Linked DNA regions of Homo sapiens: regions 1 and 3 are each linked to region 2. A link is a loop called in an ENCODE intact Hi-C map of the cell type or tissue named here. Cell type or tissue: heart right ventricle. All regions are shown on one strand.

Evidence for each region. Hi-C counts contacts between places; a loop is a spot of excess contacts. Peaks named below come from ENCODE experiments on the same cell type or tissue, not always from the same donor. Only the 100,000 strongest peaks of a DNase experiment are listed, where the experiment ranks them.
Region 1: a loop joins it to region 2, with 10 times the contacts of the local background. A loop is called at or near these places in 41 of 110 quality-filtered maps.
Region 3: a loop joins it to region 2, with 7 times the contacts of the local background. A loop is called at or near these places in 48 of 110 quality-filtered maps.

What each region holds. Positions count from the first base shown.
Region 1 is chr1:161,564,885-161,567,384 of GRCh38, reverse strand. No RefSeq gene overlaps it. Among named protein-coding and RNA genes, the nearest start is that of FCGR3A, 16 kb to the right of the region's middle. In heart right ventricle, a CTCF peak has its summit at 1,027; no DNase peak of the experiment used is centred here.
Region 2 is chr1:161,740,661-161,743,160 of GRCh38, reverse strand. No RefSeq gene overlaps it. Among named protein-coding and RNA genes, the nearest start is that of DUSP12, 7.9 kb to the left of the region's middle. In heart right ventricle, CTCF peaks have their summits at 1,309 and 1,516 (motif pointing right); no DNase peak of the experiment used is centred here; H3K27ac peaks cover 278 bases.
Region 3 is chr1:161,646,477-161,648,976 of GRCh38, reverse strand. It overlaps a transcript of FCGR2B not described here. Among named protein-coding and RNA genes, the nearest start is that of FCGR2B, 15 kb to the left of the region's middle. RefSeq lists a silencer at 1,483-1,542. In heart right ventricle, a CTCF peak has its summit at 1,218; no DNase peak of the experiment used is centred here.

The DNA of each region.
Region 1 (2,500 bases), 180 kb after region 2:
TACAATGAGCCAAGCTTGCGCCACTGCACTCCAGCCTGGGCGACAGAGCAAGACTCTGCCTCAAAAAAAAGAAAAAAAAGAAAAAATTAAGACATCATTTGAAAAGTTAGTAGGAAAGCCACAGAGTAGGAGAAATATTTGTAATAGGTATATTTGACAAAAGACATATCTAAAATACATAAAAAACTATTAAAAATCAATGAGAAGAAGATAAGCCAATTCGTAAGTGTGCAAAAGACTTAAACAGAAACATCATAAAAAAGGATATCCAAATGACCAAATAAGCACATAAAAAGATAATAAGTCACTACTTATCAGGGAAACGCACATTAAAAACACAATATCACTGTATACCCACCTGGGTGGCTAAAGTTTAAAAGATTAACAAGACCATGATATACCTCAATTAAAAACAAACAAGAAAATCTCAAATTGCCTAATAGGTTAGATCACCACCCTACTCAAAATTCTTCAATGATTTTACATTGCTTTCAGGATGATATTAAACCCTTCAAAGTGACATTCAAACACTTCGGGATGGCACATAGCATCTGAGAGTGTATGTAATATCACAGCTGCCCCACGGCACAGGATGCTATGTGCCATACTGAAGATTCCAGCACCTAGAGTCTTGAGGTATATTGCGGTCTTGTCAGATTCTGCCCAATCCTATTCCTAACTTCCCCAAGCTTGCCATGCTATTGCCATGTTTGAGCCCATGCTGCTTTCTGTGAACAAAGCTATCTTGCCAACTCATACTTATCCTTCAAGATCAAACTCCTTCTCCATAAAGCCTTCCATGAGTTACACATAACTAAACTGTTGTTCACAAGAGGAAGAGTCGTCTACGAGTCGCTGACTCTCCGGGATCTGCCCTACTTTCACAAAGACATGCCCCATTTATGAACACACGAAGCACAGTGTGCCATATTTTGGGTACCTTGACCTGGGGAGAATGTTGTAAATGGATTTGTTTTGTTTCTTCTGGGCTTAGAAATGTAAACTGTTTGCTGTTCTCTACTGCCCTCTGTTGAAACAAAAGTGGACAGTGTACATCTCTTCTGCAGGACAAAGGAATCCAGTTTACAAGGAAATGAAAGAGAGATCTGAGTGGTTTAATGCAACAAACAGCCAACTAATGGTCTAGGGGAGTGAGATTAAGAGTCCAGAGCAGGCCGGGCACAGTGGCTCACGCCTGTAATCCCAGCACTTTGGGAGGCCGAGGCGGGCGGATCACGAGGTCAGGAGATCGAGACCATCCCGGCTAAAACGGTGAAACCCCGTCTCTACTAAAAATACAAAAAATTAGCCGGGCGTAGTGGCGGGCGCCTGTAGTCCCAGCTACTTGGGAGGCTGAGGCAGGAGAATGGCGTGAACCCGGGAGGCGGAGCTTGCAGTGAGCCGAGATCCCGCCACTGCACTCCAGCCTGGGCGACAGAGGGAGACTCCGTCTCAAAAAAAAAAAAAAAAAAAAAAAAGAGTCCAGAGCAAGGAGAACCCGGGGCTGCACTTACCTTAAGCCACTTGGTCTGCTCTTCTGATTGAATGTCTCTTGACCTCAGCATGACTTCAGACAGTGGTACTCAGAAAGAAAGGCTTGATTCATTCATCCGCACTCTGGCTTTAGACCCTTAGTGAGGAGGGTGGCATTTGAAGTTGTAGTAGAAAACTAGGAGTTAGATTCTAACGCCTACGGTCTGCAACGCAAATGCGTTGGAACCTCCCCATCAGGCCTGTTTTGCCCTTTAACTGTATCAAGTGCATGTGTCTCCAGCAAGGGTAAAATTCAGTAGGGTGGGAACTTGGTCCTAAGCAAACATGCTGAAGGATGCTGGAAAATGGTCCTGGGGAAGGTTGAAGCCATCCTCCTTAGTAGCAAGTAAATACTTGACAAGAACATTTGAAGAACTGTGAATGAGGCTCTAACCAATTCAAACTTGCCTCCTTGTCACTGGAAATAGACCTGCTGCAAGGTATCAGCAAATAAGGAGTCATCTCTTTGGCTTCCAGTTAATTTTCTAAAAGCACAATTCAGCTCCAGTCTGTGTCTCTAGCTCTAGCCCAGATTTCTCCTTCCAGTTACCCAGCTGATATTGACCACTCCCCTGCTATGTCCACAGGCACCTCAAACGCAGAATATCCAAACCTGAACTTACCATCTCTCCACAACCCCTTCCAGCTAAGCTTCTTTCCATCATATTCCCCACCTCAGGGAATGGCACCTCCTAAGGCAGGAATCTGGATATCATTGTGATTCCCACATTCTCTTTCATAACCCACATCCAATTGTGCCAGTTCTCCTTGCTAAATATCTCAACCCCACCACCATTACCTTAGCCTGAGGCTATCTTCATCTGCCACCATGACTACCGCAAGAGACCAACTCATCTTTCTGCTCCCAGTCTTACTCCTCCAGCCTATTTACAAGCAGCAACCAGAGTAATTTTGTTAAAGTACAAATTATATTATGTCACTTTCCTGCTTCAAATAATTCAGTGGC
Region 2 (2,500 bases):
TGAACTTCACCCCTGGGCCTTTTCCCTTCGCTGAATTTTAATCTGTATCCTTTCACTCTAATAAACCATAACTTTGTATATCAGCTTTTCTGAGTTCTGTGAATCCTCCTAGTAAATCAGTGAGCCTGAGGGAGCCTGAGGGAGCCTGAGGATGATCTTGGTGACTGCCGATACAGCATCCACTGTCTATAATATTGAATAACTGGAGACATCTAAATGACTACAAGTAATAGATTGGTTAAATGGGTTGTTTTATCAATTCAGTGAAATACTAGGCAACTACTAAGAAATATAACAAAGAGGGATGTGGTAGCTATATCAGAAAGTTTTTTAAAATAATATTTTTTTATTTTGTGGGTACATACTAGGTGTATATATTTATGGGGTACATGAGATGTTTTGATATAGGCGTGCAATGTGTAATAATCACATTACAGAAAATGGGGTATCCATCCCCTCAAGCATTTATCCTTTGTGCTACAATCCAATTACACCCTTTTACTTATTTTTAAATGTAAAATTATATTATTATTGAGTATAGTCATCCTGTTGTGCTATCAAATACTAGGCCTTATTCTATTTCTTTTTCTTTTGGTAACAATTAATCATCCTCACCTCCTCCCTAACCGCCAGCTACCCTTCCCAGCCTCTGGTAACCATCCTTCTACTCTCTATCTCCATAAGTTCAATTGTTTTGATTTTTAGATCCCATAAATAAGTAAGAACGTGCGATGTTTGTCTTTCTCTACCTGGCTTATTTCACTCACATAATGATCCACAGTTCCATCTATGTTGTTGCTAGTGACTGAATCTAATTCTTTCTATGGCTGAGTAGTACTCTATCACATGAGTACCACATTTTCTTTATCCATTCATCTGTCGATGGACACATAGGTTGCTTCCATATCTTGGCTACTGTGAATAGTGCTGCAGCAAACACGGAAGTGCAGATATCTCTTTGACATACTGATTTCCTTTCTTTGGGGTATATACCTAGCAGTGGGATTGCTGGATTGTATGGTTATATCATAAAGTTTTAAAAAGCTGGTTTACAAGTAGAAATGTCTGAGCACATTTACTTTAAAAATACATATATGTATGCACATATATGAAAAATGTTGAAAGATAGATGGTATATAAAACCATTAACTAGTTATTTATGGGAGTGGGCATTATGAGAGAGACTTACATGAAATGCATTATGTACTTCTTCTTATATAGTTTTTATTTATCTATTTCAACTAGTATTATTAAAATTCTTCACCATGAAGAATAATAGATATTTATATTCTGGAAAAGAGGTGAAACGTAAGGGTTCATTTACTGACATTTTATTATGGTATCCTTAGAAGTGAGATTTCCCTTCTCAATTCCCTAAAATTACTGCATAAGTTCCTTCAAGGATAGGGGCAGGAGACACATCTCGATTGTTACTGAATGCCCGCAGAGGCTGGCTCAGTATATATCTAACTGGGAGTGAATTTAACAGCTTCTGTATTTAGGATTTTAGCCACTAGGGGGCATTATTTGCCTTTTGGTAAAATACGTTTTCTCTGCACTTGTCTTGAAAAAAGGAAAAATGAATATGGAAGCCCTGTAAGAGCATAATCAGGATGTTAGGCCCAAGGAAGGAAATGCTATCTTTAGAGAGGGAGCTGGGTTGCTTTCCCGTCAAGGAAAGGAGAAGAGGCTCTCTGTTTTAGGATTAGTAGATACACACAAACACACACACACACACACACACACACACACACACACAGCCACAATTTGTTTTTATCACCATTAAAACTGCAATCTTGATGAATATTGAGTAAGCAAAAATTTCTTATAAATGCTAAGAGATCGTCAAGTGTGCGATGGCTTGCTTTTTTGAGAAGGCACCCATTTTATGTAACAAGGCTGACCGCATGCGGATACACATGACCCCAGTCTTCTTACTCTAGTTGTTTCTCAAAACTTGTGGGCTTCTAGAGCATAGTCACAGTTGTGATTTATAATTATCATCTATAGAACATTTACTATAAGTGCAGATCTCTGCTGAGCAGTCACAGAGAAATTTCCCTTCTTTTGTCTCATCACCTCCTCATCATGGTCCAAATACAAGTTCCTCTTTCTATTAATATTTCCAGCATTGCCACCAGTGCCCTCCTGCATCCGTGAGTTATCAGTAACTGTTTGTCAATTTTTACAATTATGTTCTTAATGCGACTTAAGATCTAGGACAGATGTGAAAATATACTTTGAGGCTCCCAAATAACAATGTCGAACAAAAATATAAATGGAAGAATAATAACATGATTCTATAGAAGGTAGGTACCTAGGACGTGATGAGTTCAAATTTAGCACTGTCTTTGAGGCACATAGTCTGAGGCCAGAGAAAACCTAGAAGTGAATCCCAAGCTGCATCTGGGCCTGCTACTTACTAATAGGTAATCGTGTACTCTTAAAAAGTTATTTGATTTCCCAAGTCTCAGCTCCTTAATATGTAAAATAGGAATAA
Region 3 (2,500 bases), 94 kb after region 2:
TTTTCTCAAATAATACAAAATATATTTTTGGTATAATCATTATTGAAATATAATATTAAAAAAAGTTCCAGCCTGACAAACATGATGAAATTCCATCTCTATTAAATAAAAATTAAAAAATTAGTCAGGCATGCTGGTGTGTGCCTGTAGTCCCATCTACTCTGGAGGCTGAGGCATGAGAATCACTTGAACCTGGAACATAGAGGTTACAATGAGCCAAGCTTGCGCCACTGTACTCCAGCCTGGGCGACAGAGCAAAACTCTGCCTCAAAAAAAAGAAAGAAAAAATTAAGACATCATTTGAAAAGTTAGTAGGAAAGCCACAGAGTAGGAGGAATATTTGTAATAGGTATATTTGACAAAAGACATATCTAAAATACATAAAAAACTATTAAAAATCAATGAGAAGATAAGCTAATTCGTAAGTGTGCAAAAGCCTTAAACAGAAACATCATAAAAAAGGATATCCAAATGACCAAATAAGCACATAAAAAGATAATAAGTCACTACTTATCAGGGAAACGCACATTAAAAACACAATATCACTGTATACCCACCTGGGTGGCTAAAGTTTAAAAGATTAACAAGACCATGATATACCTCAATTAAAAACAAACAAGAAAATCTCAAATTGCCTAATAGGTTAGATCACCACCCTACTCAAAATTCTTCAATGATTTTACATTGCTTTCAGGATGATATTAAACCCTTCAAAGTGACATTCAAACACTTCGGGATGGCACATAGCATCTGAGAGTGTATGTAATATCACAGCTGCCCCACGGCACAGGATGCTATGTGCCATACTGAAGATTCCAGCACCTAGAGTCTTGAGGTATATTGCGGTCTTGTCAGATTCTGCCCAATCCTATTCTTAACTTCCCCAAGCTTGCCATGCTATTGCCATGTTTGAGCCCATGCTGCTTTCTGTGAACAAAGCTATCTTCCCAACTCATACTTATCCTTCAAGATCAAACTCCTTCTCCATAAAGCCTTCCATGAGTTACACATAGCTAAACTGTTGTTCACAAGACGAAGGGTCGTCTACGAGTCGCTGACTCTCCGGGATCTGCCCTACTTTCACAAGGACATGCCCCATTTATGAACACACGAAGCACAGTGTGCCATATTTTGGGTACCTTGACCTGAGGAGAATGTTGTAAATGGATTTGTTTTATTTCTTCTGGGCTTAGAAATGTAAACTGTTTGCTGTTCTCTACTGCCCTCTGTTGAAACAAAAGTGGACAATATACATCTCTTCTGCAGGACGAAGGAATCCAGTTTACAAGGAAATGAAAGAGAGATCTGAGTGGTTTAATGCAAGAAACAGCCAACTAATGGTCTAGGGGAGTGAAATTAAGAGTCCAGAGCAGGCCGGGCACAGTGGCTCACACCTCTAATGCTAGCACTTTAGGAGGCCGAGGCGGTGGGGGGAATCACCTGAGGTCAGGAGTTCAAGACCAGCCTGGCCAACATGGCAAAACCCTGTCCCTACTAAAAGTACAAAAATTAGACGGGCATGCTGGTGGGTGCCTGTAGTCCCAGCTACTCAGGAGGCTGAGGCAGGAGAATTGCTTGAACCCGGCAGGCGGGGGTTGCAGTGAGCCGAAATCACACTACTGCACTCCAGCCTGGGTGACAAGAGCGAGACTCAATCTCAAAAAAAAAAAAAAAAAAAAGAGTCCAGAGCAAAGAGAACCCGGGGCTGCACTTACCTTAAGCCACTTGGTCTGCTCTTCTGATTGAATGTCTCTTGACCTCAGCATGACTTCAGACAGTGGTACTCAGAAAGAAAGGCTTGATTCATTCATCCGCACTCTGGCTTTAGACCCTTAGTGAGGAGGGTGGCATTTGAAGTTGTAGTAGAAAACTAGGAGTTAGATTCTAACACCTACGGTCTGCAACGCAAATGCGTTGGAACCTCCCCATCAGGCCTGTTTTGCCCTTTAACTGTATCAAGTGCATGTGTCTCCAGCAAGGGTAAAATTCAGGAGGGTGGGAACTTGGTCCTAAGCCAAACATGCTGAAGGATGCTGGAAAATGGTCCTGGGGAAGGTTGAAGCCATCCTCCTTAGTAGCAAGTAAATACTTGACAAGAACATTTGAAGAACTGTGAATGAGGCTCTAACCAATTCAAACTTGCCTCCTTGTCACTGGAAATAGACCTGCTGCAAGGTATCAGCAAATAAGGAGTCATCTCTTTGGCTTCCAGTTAATTTTCTAAAAGCACAATTCAGCTCCAGTCTGTGTCTCTAGCTCTAGCCCAGATTTCTCCTTCCAGTTACCCAGCTGATATTGACCACTCTCCTGCTATGTCCACAGGCACCTCAAACGCAGAATATCCAAACCTGAACTTACCATCTCTCCCCAACCCCTTCCAGCTAAGCTTCTTTCCATCATATTCCCCACCTCAGGGAATGGCACCTCCTAAAGCAGGAATCTGGATATCATTGTGATTCCCACATTCTCTTTCATAACCCACATCCAATTGTGCCGGTTC